Regions from separate parts of the Homo sapiens genome. Here regions 1, 3 and 4 are each linked to region 2. Evidence: chromatin loops called from intact Hi-C (ENCODE). Cell type or tissue: mammary epithelial cell. All regions are shown on one strand.

What was found. Hi-C counts contacts between places; a loop is a spot of excess contacts. Peaks named below come from ENCODE experiments on the same cell type or tissue, not always from the same donor. Only the 100,000 strongest peaks of a DNase experiment are listed, where the experiment ranks them.
Region 1: it touches region 2 in a loop (6-fold over the local background); 3 of 110 quality-filtered maps call a loop at or near these places.
Region 3: it touches region 2 in a loop (2.5-fold over the local background); 4 of 110 quality-filtered maps call a loop at or near these places.
Region 4: it touches region 2 in a loop (6-fold over the local background); 5 of 110 quality-filtered maps call a loop at or near these places.

Annotation. Positions count from the first base shown.
Region 1 is chr4:182,304,897-182,309,896 of GRCh38, forward strand. The region is part of intron 1 of TENM3 (teneurin transmembrane protein 3); the gene reads left to right. Among named protein-coding and RNA genes, the nearest start is that of TENM3, 64 kb to the left of the region's middle. In mammary epithelial cell, a CTCF peak has its summit at 2,441; DNase peaks (open chromatin) are centred at 2,025, 2,365 and 3,045; H3K27ac peaks cover 2,167 bases.
Region 2 is chr4:182,243,318-182,248,317 of GRCh38, forward strand. TENM3 (teneurin transmembrane protein 3) reads left to right here and starts at 85. Exons shown (of 28, transcript NM_001080477.4): 1 at 85-159. In mammary epithelial cell, a CTCF peak has its summit at 2,766 (motif pointing left); DNase peaks (open chromatin) are centred at 2,614 and 3,404; H3K4me3 peaks cover 951 bases; H3K27ac peaks cover 2,784 bases.
Region 3 is chr4:182,440,533-182,445,532 of GRCh38, forward strand. The region is part of intron 3 of TENM3 (teneurin transmembrane protein 3); the gene reads left to right. Among named protein-coding and RNA genes, the nearest start is that of TENM3, 200 kb to the left of the region's middle. In mammary epithelial cell, a CTCF peak has its summit at 2,749; no DNase peak of the experiment used is centred here.
Region 4 is chr4:182,142,648-182,147,647 of GRCh38, forward strand. TENM3-AS1 (TENM3 antisense RNA 1) reads right to left here and starts at 1,868. Exons shown (of 5, transcript NR_125905.1): 1 at 1,692-1,868; 2 at 1,400-1,493; 3 at 1,056-1,197; 4 at 791-898. It also overlaps a transcript of TENM3 not described here. RefSeq lists an enhancer at 2,125-3,113. In mammary epithelial cell, a CTCF peak has its summit at 782; DNase peaks (open chromatin) are centred at 374, 1,414, 1,554 and 2,874; H3K4me3 peaks cover 3,267 bases; H3K27ac peaks cover 4,468 bases.

The DNA.
Region 1 (5,000 bases), 62 kb after region 2:
CAGGTGCTACGACAGTGATTCAGTCTGTCGAGGGGTTTTTCTTTCTTTCTCTTTTTTCTTTTTCTTCTTCTCCTCCTCTGTCCTCCCCTCTCCTCTTTTCTTCTCTCTTTTTATTCCTGTAGCAGGAGACACAGGTGGATGGTAAGGTCTAATTTCCAGAAAGCTGAGCTTTGCTGCTTGTGAACGTGGTATCTTTGGCTACCACTGAGGGTTAGACTCAGGTCCACTACAGCAATTCTGACATATTTACTGAAATCTGTGAGGTTTTTGCTCTGGAAGTATAGAAGAGGACATGGTCAAGGCAGTAAACAGATCTAAAAAAAAAACCACAAAAACAAAAGGAACAGATTGTTAACAAATAACAAGTTCTGAAGGCCAGCAAGTAAGACAGCTTTTGTTTCTTTATCAATACTGTAAGGTGCTGATTTACTGTAAAACTAATTGCATTATAATTGGATGTGGCTTTTCAATGTTGTTTTGAGTCTTTTATTCCTTCCAACATGCCACCAAAATGTTTATTTCGAAGTAGGCCGTGAATACTGTGCTGGAGGATTTGTTGAACAAGAAAACTAGGTGTAGTCAGACTAAAAATGTTATTGTGGTGATCCATCCCCAGATCATGGAAGAGAGTTATTATTCAGAATCTGCATTTTGATGGTATTCACTTTACTGATATTTTAGCCATAATTTATCCTCTTTCACTACAGTTCTTAAACTAGGTCCTTCCGATGTGTGTCCCAGTTCTCTTTCCCGGTTACACGCCTCTACTTCTGCACAGCGGCTCTTTGCGGCCTTCCTGCCTTGGCCTTGGATGGAAGGGTAACCCCCTGCAGAGTATTCAATGATCAGACTGTGTCCTGTGTATGTGACTTTGCAGCAATACCCAATGCCAGTTTGATGCGTGGTGCTTACTTCACAGAAGCCCATTTCATGTAGGGCTTGGGAGGAAGTCGTTGCTATCCTGGATGTTCTTACGTTCTTTAGTAATGGTGGAAGGGAAAGAATTTCGTACACCATTGTTATTAACACCCTGAATCCTGCAGATCTGGCCAAAGGGAGGGTGACCCTAGCCATCTGGGAAGTGTGCAAGGCAGAAGCACCGTCCATATGGGAGGAGCTGGAGGTGCCTGGCCCTGTCTGGTCAGGTGGTGGGTCTGGCTGATCTTTTCCCCTTCAGCACCAGGAAGTTACACAAACCTGTACTTCATGCACCCAAGGAGAAGAAAGAGGGCCCCCTCCTCTGTCCCGTGATATGATAGTGAACCATACTTACATTTGAAAGATAGTTTCTTTCTTTCTTTTTTTTTCTTTTTTTTTGAGACAGTCTTCCTCTGTCACCCAGGCTGGAGTACAGTGGCACCCTCATAGCCTGCAACCTTGACCTCCTAGGCTCAGGTGACCCTCCTGCCTCAGCCTCCCAAAGTGCTAGGATTACAGGCCTGAGCCACCATGTCCAGCCTGAAAGATGTTTTCTGAATCAGGTTTGTACAGCCAAGTTACTTTGAAAGCATACGTGAAAATGTTTATAAGTTATAATACATTTTATATGTATGTTATTATCATAAGTAGATAGGTGTTTCCTACTTGAATCTTTGAGTTACCTGGATGCATTTCTTAAGGAGAGTTTATAACAAAATGTTTTAATAGGAAATTTCATTATAATAATTTGAACTTTTCCCATTTATTGCTTTTTATTATTACTGGATAAATATTGTGATACTCCTGGTGCTCTGAACCCCATCTGAGCAGAAACCTGTAGTATCTGAGGACTCTTGCCAATAACATAATGGTAGATTGTGTCAAGAATATGCTCTTCATCTGCCTAGGGTTTCATGATTTTCAAGTTGTACATACTAGAAAGGTTCTGTAGATAAAGTATGAGAGGAGAAAGGCATTATGTACATTAGTTGAAATTGGCATCATGTTGCCAAACTGTAATAAGCCTTAGGGGAGCTCAGTGTTGAAACTACTCAATTGAATGCTGCAATTTCCCATAACAATTTAAAAGGCCTGCAGGCATGCTAAAGTCATAGCTGGATCTTTCAGTTAACACTCTGTAACATGACCCCAAAGTCTCATTTACATCACAGCAATTAAAATATATTCCACATTACACGTTTACTACCACATACTGTAGAAATAATCCAATGAAATGTGGCTATTTTCCAAAAATAATATGGAAATCTTGATATGATACGTATTCACAATTTCTTCTTTCCAAAGTGGTATCACCATTACACACTTGTACATACAGGATAATGGTAATTGTGAAGGGGGAGGAAAGTGGGGCAGATGAAGAGGAATGCAGCCTGGACTGATGAAAACTAGCAATCATTACTACTTGGTGACCCACAGGAAATTGGTTTTGTGGTCTCAGTCCGGTTCATGGGTGACAGGTGTCCATTGTGCAAAATAATCATCGTAATCTGTGCTAATTGGCCCCCTACTGGTAGTTAGAAAGTAGAGAGACCAAAAATTATATGAGCACAAAGAACCCTTCTACACCTCCTGGTTGCAGAAGGGTTGCCTCTGGACTAGGACAAAATGCCAACACCCAGTTGGGAAAGAGATGGAAATGTAGAGTAGCACTCACCTGAGGAAGGTATTTTCATGAATTTAGAGTCCTTTCCTTAATGCTCCATCCAAATTAAATTTAAAATCCTCCTGACATAGGGATTATAGCTGTAACTATTAATTGATATCATAACTATTTTGTAATGAGCTGAACAGCAAATTGAATTACTTTAAAGCAGAGCCGTGGTGGGCAAAATTAGATCATATTTTCTCAACAGTGACGACTGCATTTTAGCAATGCCTCCCTTTGAGGAAACGTAGACCAAATTGACTTACTCCAAATTGTTGTTGTGGTTTAATATTTATTGAATAGCCACAATTTACTAGCTTACCTTGAAAGTGTGGTTTTTAACAGTTGTCTAGAATACATCACCAAGGTATGAAATACAGTGGCAAAAGTCCAGCTTCTCCACTTGGCAGGCAGTCAATGGGAAACCAAGGAAACTGCCTTGCTCTCTGTGCCTGCTGGAACATTCTTGCCTGCACTCCCCTTTTGTGGTCAGGAAGAGCTTTGGAAGAATCCTACTTTAGCAGACATCTGAGAACGCAACATTTTTATCTACTGACTAGGTCCATTTTAATCCTCTGCCGTGGTTTATAACTACCACTAGTAACAGCATTGAAACAAATTTAATTGGGCCACTTACTCAAGAGCCTTTGTGTCCATTATTGGGAGGTGCCTCCTTTGAGCAGACACAGCCCCCTCCTAGGGGTGCTGAACTGGGCAACCGCAAAGCACAGGCTGGATTGAGCCCCCCAACCCCCTCAGCAGATGACCCGATGCCTGGGTTGGGCGTTGTCTACCTGACCCATGAAAACTTTTTAAAATTATAGATTATGCACATATTTGGTTTTTTTTTTTATGAGACAGGGTCTCACTCTGTCACCCAGGCTGGAGTGCAGTGGTGCAGTCATAGCTCACTGCAGCCTTGAACTCCTGGGCTCAAGTGATCCTTCCACCCCAGCCTTCTGAGTAGCTAGGCCTACAGGTGGTATGTGCCACCGTGACTGGCTAATTAAAAAACAAAACAAAACAAAAAAACTTGTTTTGTAGAGATGGGATCTCACTATATTGCCCACGCTGGTCTTGAACTCCTGGCCTCAAGTGATCCTCCTGCCTCAGCCTCCTAATGTGCTGTGATTACAGGTGTGAGCCGCTGTGCCCAACCTATGCATGTATTTGTCTTTATGATATAAATCATCTAGGAAATCCAGAACCACAAAGGTATAGGATACGTGTTTCCTATTTTTACTTGACTATTTGGCAGTATTTATACAAAGTCATAATATTTGAGTGTATTGTGCCTATGCATTTTAAGGTGTGTAACTAAACTTGAGAAGTCCAAACAGTATATTTCTGTGTGAGCCTATACCTAGTCAAGCATATTTATATTCCCCAATACTGTTGCATTACAATGTGTTTAAAAACAAACAATAAACACCCACGAAGAAAAATATTCTAGAGAATGGAATCCTCCGAGTAAGCACACAGACCGCTAGCCAGGCTGGCTGTTTCCCCTACACATTGATACTGAGTCCAGAACCGACCTAGCCCCTACTGTCTCCACAGCAAGCTCAGAGACTTTCCTCAGTTCTTGGGACGAATCAGACACTCAGACTGAACCCAAAGGGTTTTTGGGATCCTGAATCTACTCTGGAACTTATCTATCCCCTAGAGCTTACCTCCTTCAAGGAGGAAGTGGGGTTTGGGAATTCGTCTGTCCACTGACAGATGCCATGTTGACGGAGACACCTGCATTCGCATCGCTGAGTGCGAATTTCCCACTTTCCAGGGATCCGTGAGGAAGGTGCCGTGTGGCTGGTTTGCTGCTTTTCAGACTAAGATGAGAGCTGTCTGGTGGGCAGTAGACAGTGTATATGTTTATTATAGTAATTTTGCCTGTGGGTAACAGAGGCATGAATAACTGCAGTTATCCCTTATTCTCCAAATACTTGGGGGTAGTTACCAGGTCTTCACCTAGTTACTAAAATAAGCCTACCAGCATTCTTCAGTCTGGAGACTCTTCATCAGTTTCATTCCTCCTCTTGAAAGTCCTGCCAGCGTCTGCCTACTGCTTTCTACTACCAAGACAAAAATATTTGGATAACATTAGACATGAAATCATTTTGAAATTATTGGTGTGGGAACAATTTTTTTCTTATTTGATGACATAGTCCCTCTGAATAAGCTCATAAAAATTCAAAACTCAAATTCTATTCACACATTTTAGCAAAATAGCAATTTCGTAACAGAGGTATAATCTCTTGCTCTCAACCGTATAGACTGGGCTTTGGTGTATTTTTCGCAAACCAGCTCCCCCAGATTACTGAGATTTAAGCCTAATGACAGCGGACATGATTCTCGGACACCGGGCAATGTACTTGATGTCATTATAGTAGCTGCCCTTTATCAAGTACTCATTATG
Region 2 (5,000 bases):
TTGGCCAGGCTGGTCATGATTTCCTGACCTCAAGTGATCCGCCCACCTCGGCCTCTCAAAGTGCTGTGATTACAGGCATGAGCCATCGCACCTGGCCATGAAGGCTTTTAGATGGGTCTGGAGCTTGGAGGAGAAGTCTGAACTAAGGATAAACTAAAGGTAAGTTGCTGAGTCATCTGTAGAGAGGTGGGAATTGAGGGCACGGATGAGACAGCCTAGAAGAAAAGGAGGAGAAGATGAGAAGAGAGTATCGAGGTATTGGAAACTGGGGAGGGCAGACAAGTCTAAAAAGGAGACTGGAAAAAAGTAGTTGAAGATGGAGAGGGCAAATCTGGGCAGTGTTGGGACACGGAAGCTGAGGAAAAGAGCAGTTCAAGATGCTTGAAATGAACACACCAAAAATACTGTGAACTATTCAGCACGTCCTTGTTTTATAAGTAAAATTCATAGTCACATCAGCGAAATAATTTTAAATGTATGTCTGTTGACTTAAATATTGGTTTTCTTTTGTGACTGAGGTTCCAGTACTTAGGAAAGGAAATGAAAGAGAGGCAGGGCACTCAGGGCTGACTGTCTTCTCAAAGTGCTAACTGATAGACTCTTCCAAGAATGGAATCATTTGTGTTTTCTTTTTTTTTTTTTTTTTTTTTTTTTGAGACGGAATCTCGCTCTGTCGCCCAGGCTGGAGTGCAGTGGCGTGACCTCGGCTCACTGCAAGCTCCGCCTCCCGGGTTCACGCCATTCTCCTGCCTCAGCCTCCCGAGTAGCTGGGACTACAGGCGCCCGCCACCACGCCCGGCTAATTTTTTGTATTTTTAGTAGAGACGGGGTTTCACCATTTTAGCCGGGATGGTCTCGATCTCCTGACCTCGTGATCCGCCCGCCTCGGCCTCCCAAAGTGCTGGGATTACAGGCGTGAGCCACCGCGCCCGGCCTCATTTGTGTTTTCTATTAAAACATATAACCCAGGGTATTAGACCACCATGGTGGTCACGGCGATCACAAAATATTTTTAACTGGTTTGCTGTGAGCTGATTTAGTGTTCTGAAATTTTATTATCTTGACTGGTAGAATTATTGGAACCAGCCATACATGTTAGAGTGATTGACAGCTACTTCTGATGAGGCTTTTATTGGATCTCAGGCAGCCTGCAAGTCACTGTCCTTTGCATTCAGATGCATTTATTTCCACAGCCTCCAGGGTAGCTAATGTTATTTTTCCTTCCCATTCCGAAATTTTAAGATGCCTCAGCTTTAGCCTGGCTCCTAAACTGATGGACAAGAGGAGAATATGAAGAGGAAGACGGGTCTCCTGGAATCCTCAGTTCCCAGGCTCTTCCCTCCAGTGGTCCAGGAACACTTTTGTCCCTGTCATAGATTTGTGTAATTCTCATGATGTGTAACATATGGAAAGAAAAACCAAGTTTTGTGTAGCCTAATAGATAGCTGTTTAGGAAACCATTCCAACTGTCCAGCTTTCTGAGAGTTTGCAAATATCACTTTACTTCTTACATTAATAGAGCCTCATGCAAATCAAATCATGTTGAACTTTATTAGCTATGCTTGATGTTATTTATGTTCTAATTAAATTAATGAGAATCTTGCATTTCTTCACAAAATTAAATTTCTAGAGTCTCTTTTTATTGTAATGTCTACATTCCATAATCAATGAATGCTTTTAATCCTCTGCAGTGATACTTTCTAGTGTTTTGGGAATGAAGCAAAGGCTTCAGAAACATTCAAAACAATCGAGTGTTAGGCTGTGCTATTGTTTGTTTAATGGGCAGAGGTCACTTGCTATGGGAATACTGAGGGTCTGCATGCTGGAATCATTCTCTTTTTGCCCAGGATGGGATCATTGGGTGAGTTTACTTAATCCATGGGCTTTGTTTCCCAAGACTGTGTCAGGGAACAAGACACAATTGTTTCCAGCCCCAGAGTCCTCTTGAGAGAGTGGCTCCAGCAACTTTGCTCTGTCTCATGTGATGTAGCATCCTCCGGCATCATTTAGAAAAGTGAAAGAGCAAGTAGAAAGGAATCTATCTGATCTTCATTTCTTTGCTGTTGTTGTTGATTTGTGTCACACATTGCTTCTCAGGTGGCCCCAAGAGTAAATCAGAAATTCCAATTGAGATTGCAAATTTTGTTTTAATTCTCTGTTGCTTTTCCAGCAATCAGTGCTTTCCTTTAAATTCTGTCTCGTCTCCTAAATGAAGGCAGCGTCGTGGCCCAGTTTGGGTCTCTGTTTAGCAACTGTGGTCTGTTTGAACTGAGGCAGTCCACATGTTACTTCCATTCTTTAGATTAATGTGATGACCGTAGTCCCTGCCAGAATCTTTTGGAACCAGTTATCCCAGGATATTGACATGTGACACGGCCATAGGACTGAAAACTTCCTCTCTTCCAGGGCCAGCCACAGGAGAGAGAAAGGGATTAAGAGGCTACTGTTGTGTCAATGCTGCAACTTGCTTTAGGACTCTGAGCTGGTTTCTTAACTTTTCCGTTGATGAGCAATAAAACCAGTAGAACAATAACTGCCTTCAGTGATTTTACAGATTTGTGTTAGTTAATAAATATAGGAATTTAGGGAAAGCTGTTTCTGATTTATATTTGATACCGATGTAACATTTTATTGGCGGGCGCTCCTGCTGGATCCTCACTCTGTGGTTAACAGTGACTCCTTTTCTGGTAGCACTCCCTGGCTCTGCAAGTCACGGGAAATAGCGTAAGAGCTCACTTGTCTCTTATGTTGAACAAACAGAGGCAGCAACCGCTATGGCAGAGGGTGGCACCTTCTGGCTATGTGTTTTCCTAAGTGGCCTGAAATGAAACTCCTAGAAGTTGTCTCATTGATAAAATGAATGCAATCTAGGTACCACTAATTATCTAACCCCGGGTCATCAGCAGGATTTACCACCACTGCCAGCAGCCCCAAGGCATAGGGGAAGAAAGAATTTTTTAAAAAGAAGTCATGGAAGCAACACAGAGAGAAAAACAAAGCAGCGCTTATGAATGAGATTCGCTATGAGCCCCCACCCCCGCCCCTCAGGAATAACATTTTAGATAAGCAGTGGACACGAAGCAGGCCCCGCTCTGAAAGAGCACAGGAGGTAGAAATGTCTTCCTTTTCTAGGATATAGATGGTGTGGGTATCAAAGCCATTGTTGACAGGAAGGAGGTGGTGTTGGATAAGAGACTAAAAATAGAGCCGGAGTAGTAGTTTGAATCCAGCAAACCAGCCCTCCTTCTAAAATTCTGCAGCACGATCCCATCACGTAAGAATGTGTCTCGTCCGTATGTGACAAAGACACGGTTTTATTGACCTTAAACAAATGGGCTATGTCTGCCAGAAAAGCTTGTGCCGTCTTGACTGTATTCATAAGAAATAGAGAGATATGAATCATGCCATGTAGGTTCCAGGGCGGGGGCGTTCCCTCCCTCTCGTCCTTCGCTTTGCCTTGCATTATTGCAGACGACAGCAGTGCAGGGATGAACTCACTTTCTAGGGAGGAAGCCGCCAGTAAATAACTAAACAAAGAAGATAAGTTCCGATAATCATCGCTGTTAAACTGAGACTAAAACGAGAGATGAGGTAGTGACTGGGAGTGGAGGGGAAGTTGATTGAGGTGGATCACGAGGGATGCCTCTCTGCGGAGGCGATGCCCACATCGAAGCTCTCAGGATGAGACGGAACCAGCCGTGTGGGCAGCTGTGGGAGGACGCAGAGATGGGCAAATGTAAAGATGCGAAGAACACCAGAAATGGTGTTTTTGAAGGACAGAAAAATATGAGTCGAGCTAGAATCTAATGAGCAAAGAGAAACGAGTTAGATGTGATTTTGGAAAGGGAAGGCAATGTGTTTCTCTGTGTGCTGATCAGTCCTGAGGTGCTGCAGCAAGAAATTGACATATAGAGGTGGATACCAGAATGGTGAGGAGTTTGGAAGAAAAACCCTATGAAGAGCGCAGTCGGAACTGGGGGTTGGTTGTCTTACGAAGAGAAGACTGGAGAGAGAGCCATGATAAATGTCTGATTATTTGAGATGTGATCTACTGGAAGCATTACACAGATGATGGTTCCATAGAGTGGCCCTCAGACCATTGAAAGGGGCCATGGCTAAGGCAGAACTCACCCGCCTTAGAAGGAAGCACTTTAACCCTTGACCTCATCCATCCAAAAATGGAACGAGCAGCTTCACAAAGCTGCGCTGTTAGTTTCTAGTCACAAAGTGTTGTTAGGCAAGGACAGCTTTAATTTACTAGATTTTAAGATTTTTCAGGCCAGTGACTTTGTTTTCTGTCCATGTTATATCTCTGGCAAGTACCTGCGGGTGGATGCTCAGTCAGTGTTTACTGAAATGACAAATAAGTAAATCGCAGTAGCAACTGGACCAAGGATGGCTCAGGCAACCTCTCAGATTATACCTAATTCTAGGATTTTATAATTCTGTGATATGAGTAAAAGCAGAATTATTTTCAATACTTAACAAAATTTTATTGGGAAAAATAAAGAACTGTGAACATTGGTGAGAAGTCTTAAAAATAACTTCCCAAACTCTAGCAAATGCACCCTCACCCTTTCCCTGCAAAGCTCCCCACGCAAACTCTTCTGTGTTTCCTAAGCCATGAAGTACAATAGTGCCATTGCTGTTTGTCAGTGACATAGAAAATATTATTTAACTTTATTTAATGGGGGATTTTCAGATAATTTGGACTTCAAATATGCAGTTTTGAAAGTTGATCTGAAATACATCACTTATAATTGCCTTTAGGCTTTTAAGCAAGCATATATGAAATACATTTCATTATTTTATTCACTATATTTCAGTTAAAATTTGCTTTTAAAATATAAAGTGCCTGGGTGCAGCAAACCACCACGGCACACGCATACCTGTGTAACAAACCTGCACGTTCTGCACATACATCCCAGAACTTACAGTATAATAAAAAAAATTTTAAATAAAAATAAAGTGTCACTAAAAAAGTATATCAATAGTCTTAG
Region 3 (5,000 bases), 200 kb after region 2:
TACAGCCTGATGACTCAAAGGTGATGGTTCTCAGCTACCTCCACCCCCAGTCCTACAGAGGAAGTTCAGAGAAGAGCCTTTAAGAAGATGAAAGAGATGAAAAACAGACCCATGAGGAAATGGTAGTAATAATGAGTTTAACATGACGATGTGGATTTTAAGGGAAGATTTGAGAATAATTATCATTAAGTATATGAAAGGTCCTTATTGAGAAAATGGTGACCAGCTGCTCCTCACTTCTGCGGAAGACCGTGCGGAAGGCATTGAGCATAAATTGTAGCTCTAGAGGTTTTTTTTTTTTTCGACTTTTATTTCAGGTTTGGGGATACATGTGAAGGTTTGTTACATAAGTAAACACGTGTCACGGGGTTTGTTGTAGATATTATCCCATCACCCAGGTATTAAGCCCAGTTCCCGATAGTTACCTTTTCTGCTTAAGTTAGAGACTCTTAAAATAGAATTGCCCTCAGTAAACAATGTAAAACATTGTAATGTATTACTTGGAATGGCTATGGCACGGAAGGGCTTTTTTTTAACCAAATAAATTCATCTGTGTGTGGTGTAATTTAGACTGGATTATATCTGAGAGCGATCTGGGAGGGTATCACAAAATTAGATCATGTATTAAGTTTATGTTCGGTTTTATAATCCTGTAATTTTTATAAACAAAAAATGTATGTATAGATTTTTCTAAAATAATGACCTTGAACTATCAATGGTGCTAGGTGACATTAGGTCACAGCCTCTGCCCTCGTGAGGTTTATGTTAGCTTAGGAGTATGTGAGAGAGACACAGACAGACAGACAGAAAGAGAAAAAGAAAACAATAATTACAGAATAGTGTGATGTATACATAGGAAAGAATCATTTTAATCAGCAAGCAATTTTTTAAAATCTGGATTCTTCATTTCCATTGACCCATCCATTCATCCATCCATCCACTCATTCCCAAACCAGCATTTATTTTATTTATTATTATTTTTTGAGATGGAGTCTCGCTCTGTTGCCCAGGCTGGAGTGCAGTGGTGCAATCTCCGCTCACCACAACCTCTGCCTCCCAGGTTCAAGTGATCCTCCTGCCTCAGCCTCCCTAGTAGCTGGGACTACAGGCACGTGCCACCACGCCCAGCTAATTTTTGTATTTTTAGTAGAGATGGGGTTTCACTATGTTGGCCAGGCTGGTCTTGAACTCCTGACCTGATGATCTGCCTGCCTCGAACTCCTGACCTTGTGATCTGCCCACCTCTGACTCCCAAAGTGCTGGGATTATAGGCGTGAGCCACTGTACCTGGCCCAAACCAGCATTTATTTGGTGTCTCTTTTGTGCAAGACACTATGCCAAATGTTAAGAAATCAGCAAAGAAATCGTCCCTATGCTCGTATGTTCGTGGTCTGGAAGGAGCTACAGACAAGTAGACAGGGAGCAGAATATAGTACGATGAAGGCAGGAAAAGAGTATTTACGGAGCTGAATGGGAATGCAGAAGAGGGGCCCATAAACTATTCTTGGTGAATCAGGCAAGGCTAAATGGAAGAACTGACTTCTAAGCCAAGTTATGAGCAAGCAGAAATTGGTCAGCTAAAATGCAGAGGTATGGAGCATGTACTTCCTCTATCCACAATGATGCATAAATATATGTGCATACTCATAAATCGTGTTCACAAAGTCAGAAAATCCTGAAAAACACATTCTATATGACTATATCATGAAAACACCTGAAATTAATAATTATTATCTAAATTTATTTGTCAATAAAGATATGTTAAACTATTTGCAAAAATATCTTAGTACATATGGATTCTTTTGAAATGGTTGATATTATAAATTGTAAAGGGTTAATATAAAAGTTTGTGTGATTTCTATGTTCTGTCCACTGCATAAAGGATTTGATCTATGCACGGCTATTGCCACTATAGACAACTACCCATCTGACAACACCACTGCACTAGTCACCAATGAATAATTCTTCCTTTCTAAACAATCAAAACAAAGTACTTATAGTAATACATTTAATTTCAAAGATTTTTGACATTCAACCAAAAATGCTTGGTCTTTTTGTTTGTTTGCTTGTTTTTTTAGAGATAGAGTCTTGCTTTGTCACCCAGGCTGGAGTGCAGTGGCACAATCATGGCTCACTGCAACCTCCACCTCCGAGGCTCAAGTGATCCTCCTGCCTCAGCCTCCAGACTAACTGGGACTACAGGCATATGCCAGCACACTCGACTAATTTGTGTGTGTGTGTGTGTGTGTACATATGTGTGTGTGTGTGTGTGTATATACACATATATATACATATATATACATACATACATATATACACACACACACACACACACACACACACACACATATATATATATATGGGTTCTTTTCTGTAGAGATGTAGTTTCGCCATGTTGCTCAGGCTGGTCTTGAACTCCTGGGCTCAAATGATCCATCATCTCAGCCTTCCAAAGTGTTAGATTACAGGCATGAGCCACCGTGTCTGGCCTGAGAACCAACACAAGTGTTTTGGGAATGGGTGAATGGAATGATGGTTGGAAACAGATGGTCCAGATTGAAGAATTTGCTCCATAATTAAAAACAATTCAATCATCTTTATTTATCACACTTCCATTTCTTTATCTTGGACTGCCAAAGAATACATTCAAAATACTCCCCAAAATGTATTCATATTATCAAAGCCTAAAAGTCAGGTGAACCCCAATAAGTTGCCAAGCATAGACACATACTGCCATCCCTGGGTGGGCCTAGGAATTAGTGTGTCTGCAGCCCCTGAATCCAATGTGCCAGGGATAAGCAGCACTCCCTCTAGCTTGGCCACTCCTGTCCTTCCCTAGTCATGGAGGTTACTGATAAAACTAGGCTTCCATATACTTCTCTGTGCTATAGATTGTCTTCTAACATTGTTGGACACCTGATGGCTTGACTTGGGTTGGGTCCTCAGCTCTTGCTACGTACTCAGTTCCTGGCATCCACAGCCCCAGCTAACTCTTGCTGGCCATCTGGATTTCTCTTGAAGCTCTGCCCTCCTGCCTCTCTCCTGCTCTCACCACCAGGTAGGAATGATGTCCCTACCTCACCCCCTTCCCTCCTACTTGGATAGTTGCCAGGACAGGACTGAAGCTCACTAAGCCTTTCGTATACAGCACATTGCTTGACTGCCCCCTACAAAGAGTCCAGACCTCATCACACACACCCAGATCCTGCTTCCTCCTCCTCCCTGCCTGCCCAGGCTGTAGAGGACCCAGTAGGCTCCTGCCCAAGGTCATCTGAATTAGGACAAAATTAAGGACCAGTGCTTTTGGCAAGCAGTGGACATGATTGGATATCTAAAGAAAGAGCCCTAAGTCTTCATCATGTATCAGATTCCACAAAGCATTTGGTTTTTGGGGGGTGAAATAATTTAACACCTTTAAAAGTAAAGAGAACTCACCTTTAGAAATGATTTCAGATGTGGGTCATTTATTATTGTGAAATAAATATGTCTATTGTGGGTGGATTTTTCCATAGGGTAAATCAAAGAAAGAATCACCTAGCTATTACACTAGCCTTTTAGATTTACTGTAGACATCTGTGAAAAATTATGAATTGGCCTTTATTACAAGACTTTGTTTTCAAACCTTTATTTCTGTTCCAATGTAAATGATAATCGAACTTTACTGGAGAAAAGACCCATGATTTTAAATATAGTTTTATGTCAGCTTATAGTTTTACATCAGAGTCCATATAGCTGTTAGAAAGTTATGTGCTACTGACAAAATAACAGTTGGCAAAACATAAGACAAAATCTACAATTTTATTCACAGGATCTAACTAATGTACCATTATTATTACCAATTGATCTCAGTGTGCTATAATTTTGGTAACAATTTCTTTGATATGCTTTTAAAAATATATATATATTTACAAATAAAGGTATAATTTTTAAGAGTCAGTCTAAACAGACTAGATTCTAGAGGGACAGACATATATTGACCTACGACAATCCCTAATTCCGGTGTTTAGGAATGTTTGTTAGCCATTTTTTTCCTCTATAAGATTACAGCTCTCAGAGGATACTAATATTGGCCTATTTGTTTCCTGACCTCTTGAGGTAATTTGAAAACACAGGAGAAATCGAGGACTATCCCTTTTTTTATTTTGCTCCTTCTCAAATCCACAAGTTATCAATTTTTAAATGGAATATTATGTTTCCAAATCTTTGGTGGGGCTTATCCTGATAAATTTTATTTAAACGGTGAACTACACTCCTAACAACCAGCTTTCTTTTTTGTTGCGATGGAGTTTTGCTCTTCCTGCCCAGCTGCCCAGGCTGGAATGCAATGGCGCGATCTGGGCTCACTGCAACCTGCAACCTCCACCTCCCATGTTCAAGTGATTCTCCTGCCCTAGCCTCTCGAGTAGCTGGGATTACAGGGGGATGCCAACACACCCGGCTAATTTTTTGTATTTTTAGTGGAGATGGGGTTTCACTATGTTGGCCAGGCTGGTCTCGAACTCCTGACCTCAGGTGATCCACCCACCTCGGCCTCCCAAAGTGCTGGGATTACAGGTGTGAGCCACCGTGCCTGGCCAATAACCAGCTTTAACTATTGAGTCAATACTGTCTAAATATTTAGAGAAATGGTTAAGCGGCAGGCTCCTGAGTCCATCAAACCTGGAACTGTGTTTAGGCCCAAGCACTCTGTAACTATGTGGGCACATGATTAACTTCTCTAAGCTCCAGTTCTTCATCTATAAAATGGGATGATATTACTCTTCTCATATGAGATTAGAAAATTAAATAAAAATGGTGTGTATCAAATGCCAGTCATAAAATGAAGTGCTTAGTGTTAGCTTTAATCATAATCATCTATTTAGTATAGCTATGAGTGTTTGATTTTGATTTTGTATTAGCACCTCTGACAATGTGGATTTGGTACTTAATAATTAGCGGGAAAGGTAATAATCTCAGTGTCGGTTACAATTCGATTTTTCTTCAAGGTTTTTGTCCTAAGG
Region 4 (5,000 bases), 100 kb before region 2:
AGGCTGAGAGCGCACCAGTCTCCGCCACGCTTCCAAGGACAGGTTGGCGACGGCCGGGGCAGGCCTGGTCGCGGGCTCCTAGCCCTCCACGGGCAGACTGCTGGTCCCAGGAGAGGGCGGGGAGATGCTCGGGCGCGCACCAGGGAGCCGCACTCACTCGGCAGCCCCAAGCACGCACGCCCCACCTCTGCCGCCGCCCCGTCCCGGACCCGAAAGGAGCCTGAAGGATCCCGCCGACCACCCAGCCAGAGAGCGGTTCGGCTCAGGTCGCCCATTCGGAGCTACAAAACTCTGGAACCTCCAGCAGTTTCGGAAGCTCCGGGGGAGGGCTTTCCTGCAGACAGGGGGCGGGAGCTAGGGAGCCGGGAGCCAGCGCTGCGGTGGGAACTTCAGTGAGTAGAAAGTGGCCAGTGTCTTGGGAGGAGCAGCAAACTTTTTTTTTCCCTCCCACAGCAAACAAAATCGAGGCAGGGACAGTGTCCGGCCGCTAATCTGAGGGGAGAATGGAGAGGAAAGAAGAGTAGTAAAAGTGGGGAGTGGAGCCTTCGGAGGACTCCCGGGTCCGCCCCTGGCCAGGTGATGCGGGGCGGAGGCCTAGGTGCTTGAACCTGGGGGGCAGACAATTGTTCTGCTGCAGTGCCCACCAGGGGCTGGTAAGGAAGTCTGAGTGTTTACTGCCTCCCTTCCCTGTCCAAAGGTCATTTGCGCTTTTCGGTCTCGGACGAAAGAACACTGTGGAAAGGAAGGCGCGGGTCATTTTCAGAGGCTCTGCAAAGGACGGGCCGCCTACCGGGGGTGGAAATCCTTAATTACACCCTTCTGCCTCGGAATCCGTCTTCCCGGCAGTGTCTTGCACTGCCACCTCCTCGGGTGACTCAGCTGACCTGAAATGCCCACCCTACGGAAGATCAAGAAAAGTAGTTTTCTAAGAAGGTTAGAGGTTTGATTACACAGAGAAGTGTTTCCACTTAAGTCCAAAGCAATTACCCGCCCCCTCCCCCAGGGCCGCCTCCCCGCCACCCGCAGCAGAAAAGGACAGACCCCCACGCACGTACCCCCATTTTGTTGGTGCGTGTGAATTTCAAATGGCGCAGTAAGTTCATTAGTGTTTTCAATCGGCGGCGGGCAGACCCCTCATCAGAGCCGAAAGCCGGCAAGAGCCATTCATCAGCGTGAAGTGTTATTCACGGATGACCCCTAAATCACGGCGAGAGTAGTAAAGGCACTGATTGGTCACAGCATGGGAGCCTCGGTGCTTTCCCGAACCCGACGCGGCCGGGAGGAGGGAAGGAGGGAGGGGCGGCGAACGTGGTTCAGTCCGGCAAATCCCATTTGACAGAAAAAGGCAGTAAACGGGGAATCTCTTTTTTTGAATAAAGAAGAAGAAGAAATAAAGTACCTGTCATCTTGACAAGTGGCGGAGCGGAGGAGTCAAGGATTATAAATGATCACAGCCAGGTCCAGCTCGCCCCGTGATTGGGCTCTCCCGCGATCTGCACCGGGGGAAGCGCATGGTAGGCTCCTCTCCTCTCCTCCTCTCCCTCGCACACTCCCGCACACACACACACACACACACACACGGACACGTGTACGCGCCCGGGCTCGGGCACACTCGGCCCGGCGCGTCCCCCGCCGCACAATTACGGTCCTGGATGCCGCTCCCTGGCCGGGCGTCCCGCGGGCCTCCTCACCTGGCCCTTCTCGCCTTCCTCCTCCCTCGCCTCCCCGGTCCTCCCGCTCGCGGGCTGAACCCCGAAAACTCCGGCCCGGCCTGGTCCGCCGCCTTGGAGGAGGCTGGAGGGGCCGGCGGGCGGGGAGAGGGGGAGCGCGGGGGAGAGAAAGAAAGTGAACTCATTGGCGCGCGGGCGCCCTCCCCTCCCGCGTCCCCGGGCCGCGCGGCCGGGGGCGGGCAGGGAAGGAAGTTGTAACACTCGCGCCCCCTCCCCGCCCCCGCCCCGCCGGCGCCCGCTCCCCGCTCCCTCGGCGGGGCCCCCCTCCCCCGCGCCCGGCTCCTTTGAATTTGGCCCGGCGCGGTGTGCGCGCGGCTCGGGCGGACGCGGCGGCTGCTGCCGGGGAGCGAGCCGGCGGCGCGGGCGAGCCGAGCGCGGTAAGTGCGGCGCCGCCGCCGGCGCGCCCTCCTTCCTTTATGGGGTCCTAGTGCCGGGCCGCGGCGCCGGGAGCTGGCGGGCGCGAGCTGGGACGGCGCGTGGCCCCGGGAGGCGGCGGACGCGGGGACATCTTCTCAGCGCGCGGATTCTCTCCACGGTCCGGCCTCCCCGTCCCCGCCCCGCCCTCGCGCCAGCCACCTCCGGCCGCCGGCTCAGGTGGGAACTTCGCCGGCGCCTCTCGCCCGGGGAGCCAGGCGCCGCGCCCCCGTACTGGGGAGCCCCGGGGTCCCTGAGGAAGGCAGTCCGGAGGCTGGGCGCCCAGTGGGGGCGGGGAGGGGAGCCCGCCAGGTCCTCTTCGGCCCCCGATGTGTGGCGAGGCCCCGCGTCTTCTGCGGGGGCGTCTTAACAGGATCCTGGGGGGCTTCCAGCGAGCGGAAAGCCCCGGGATGTCACCGCTTTCCGGGGCAGGCAGGGGACAGAAGGCTTCTGCAGCGATCAGGGAGCCAAGTTGAAAAGGAGTGAAGGAGGGAGAGTGCGGGGCGAGGGGTAGCGTGGGGAGTGGTGGATCACGGCTGAAACTTGATCGGGAAACTCTGGATGGGGTTGGAAACACACACAAAATATCCTGAGCTGGGCGTTTCAAAAATTACGAATTTATGAGCCTGCAACTGAGATTCTAAGTCCCTCTCGTGTTTTACAACCGATTACAAAGAGCTTCACGTATTTTAGGTTGAGGCGGGTTGTGTCTGATTGATCTTTGCTGAGCATCTTACTATGCAGCTTGGATTCCATTCTTACTGCCTCACCTTTAAGGTAGCTGGAGTGGTAACTTGTTAATTTTTATTGTAGAGAGAGGGTAACAAGTACTTGTACCGTGTAATACATCACACACGTGTGTTTCCCCAAGTCACTGTAATTTGGAGGTAGAGAAAAGTTTCCAGGTACGTGTGAGGAGGTGCAATGGAAATGAAAGGCTGAGAGCTGTCCTAGACTTTTTACAGGGCCCCAGACGGCTGGGATGCCCGAGAACAGGACTGTCTCTTCATCATGCTCTATTTCTTATCTTCTGACAATGTATTTTGTCAAACATTGGTAGACTCTGGCAGAATCCACTGGGTGGTCTTTTCACTAGAAATAGACATATGTTGAGGCATTACCTTTCCCTTCTCTTGTCAAAAGAAAAAAGGTGGATATGGCATCTCTGGAAAGCTTGGAAGAGTATCCCAAAAGATGGTATTGTAACTGAACAGAACTTGGTGATTTGATCCCTTAGTGAATTTCTTTAAAATAATGACGCATATCCCTTTTTCCCCACTGCCTACTTGGAGAAGTATTTGTAGTCTTTATGTATTAATATATTGAGAACAGACTGACTTTAGAATTAAGAGCAACTGTGTAATAATAATTATCTATTTTAATATTTCAATTAAAACAAGATTTTATAAATTCAACAATCTTGCTTTGTGCATTCCTTAATACACTTTTAATTATCTAAAACTTCGAGCATGTATATCTTAATATATAAAATTCTTGTATGAGCCCTGAAAGTTTGGATTTGTAATTCTAAATGCAGAGTAAATATTTAATTCTTGATCTAAGAGTGAGAGGTTAGTTCAGTAATAAGACTTGCTAATCCCACTTTAAAATGTCATGGCATTCACAAATTATTCCTAAATTCTTCAAAGATAGGAGTTTATAATGAGTTTAGTTATTCTATTGTGTATTTCAGGATTGTCTGTATCTCTTCCTGTTGCATTTCCCTTAACAATCTTGTTCTTTTTTTCTTACACGAATTTTATTATTCCTCTTAATCAAAGATTTTTTTCTAATAGTAAACAAATATATCTTATGTTAAATAACTTAGAAAAGAATAGTTAGAAAAAGTAGTTCAAATCAAACACACATTTTACATGCACTGCACAGTTTTTATAAAAAATGTAGTTGTACTAATCACCATGCTAACGTTTATATATTTGGAAAACTCTGTGAACCCCCTGTGCCAATAGCTTTATGTTAGCAACCTATGCACCCTAATGAGGATTACTTGATTATTGGGAATAAAGCAGATAGATTTATGGAATTGTGACTAGTTATTCCTCCAAACGGGATTATTTTGCATGGCTGTGTTTATTTTCTAGAAAGATGTTTTAGGTAAATTATTGAGGCTTTTCTTACTATGATTCTGTAGGCGTGTCATCAGTCTTTTGGTTAGAAAAGGGAACCTGCCTTATTAGGGTGAAGACAAAGAAAGATAAGGATGCTTATCTTTGAATAGAAAAAAGCTCCTAAAGAGAGTGAAAACTTTTAAACTTATTCAGAAAGGAAACCTAGCTAAACAATAATGATCCAGTTAGTAAGTTCAAGCTACTCTTTCTTAGCTTTGCTTCTGGGAGCCAAGAGTAATTATTCTGTTTGTAAAGAGTCAAGCAAAGAAGATAGCAGGAAGAAGCGCGTGGCTATCGTTGTGAGTAGAGTGACCTGTCAGAAATACTGAATCACCGTTAGGCTCGGTGTACAAAAAATGATGTCTTTGCAATAGCTGTTAATGTATGTTTGGAGATGCTGAAGTTTATCCTACCTATAGGGATACTAGGGAATAAGTTCAGAGCATGGTCATTGTCTGATATGAAAGCCCAACAAAGCCAAGTTTATTAGTTTATTAATATTGGTTATTTAAATAAATGCATGTGCCTCCTTTTTATTAAACTTTATTTTACCCTGTAAAAATTTGATTTCTGGATGGTGGTTGAATATCATCCAAGTTTTATATTTATTTGAATCAGTGTGTTCAGCAGCTGTGATGAATTGTCTGCCCTTTTCTGGAAGCTGTGCAACCTGTTAAGCATGTTGAATTACACATTGCTCATCTACCCTGTGTTTCGTTTGATAGTC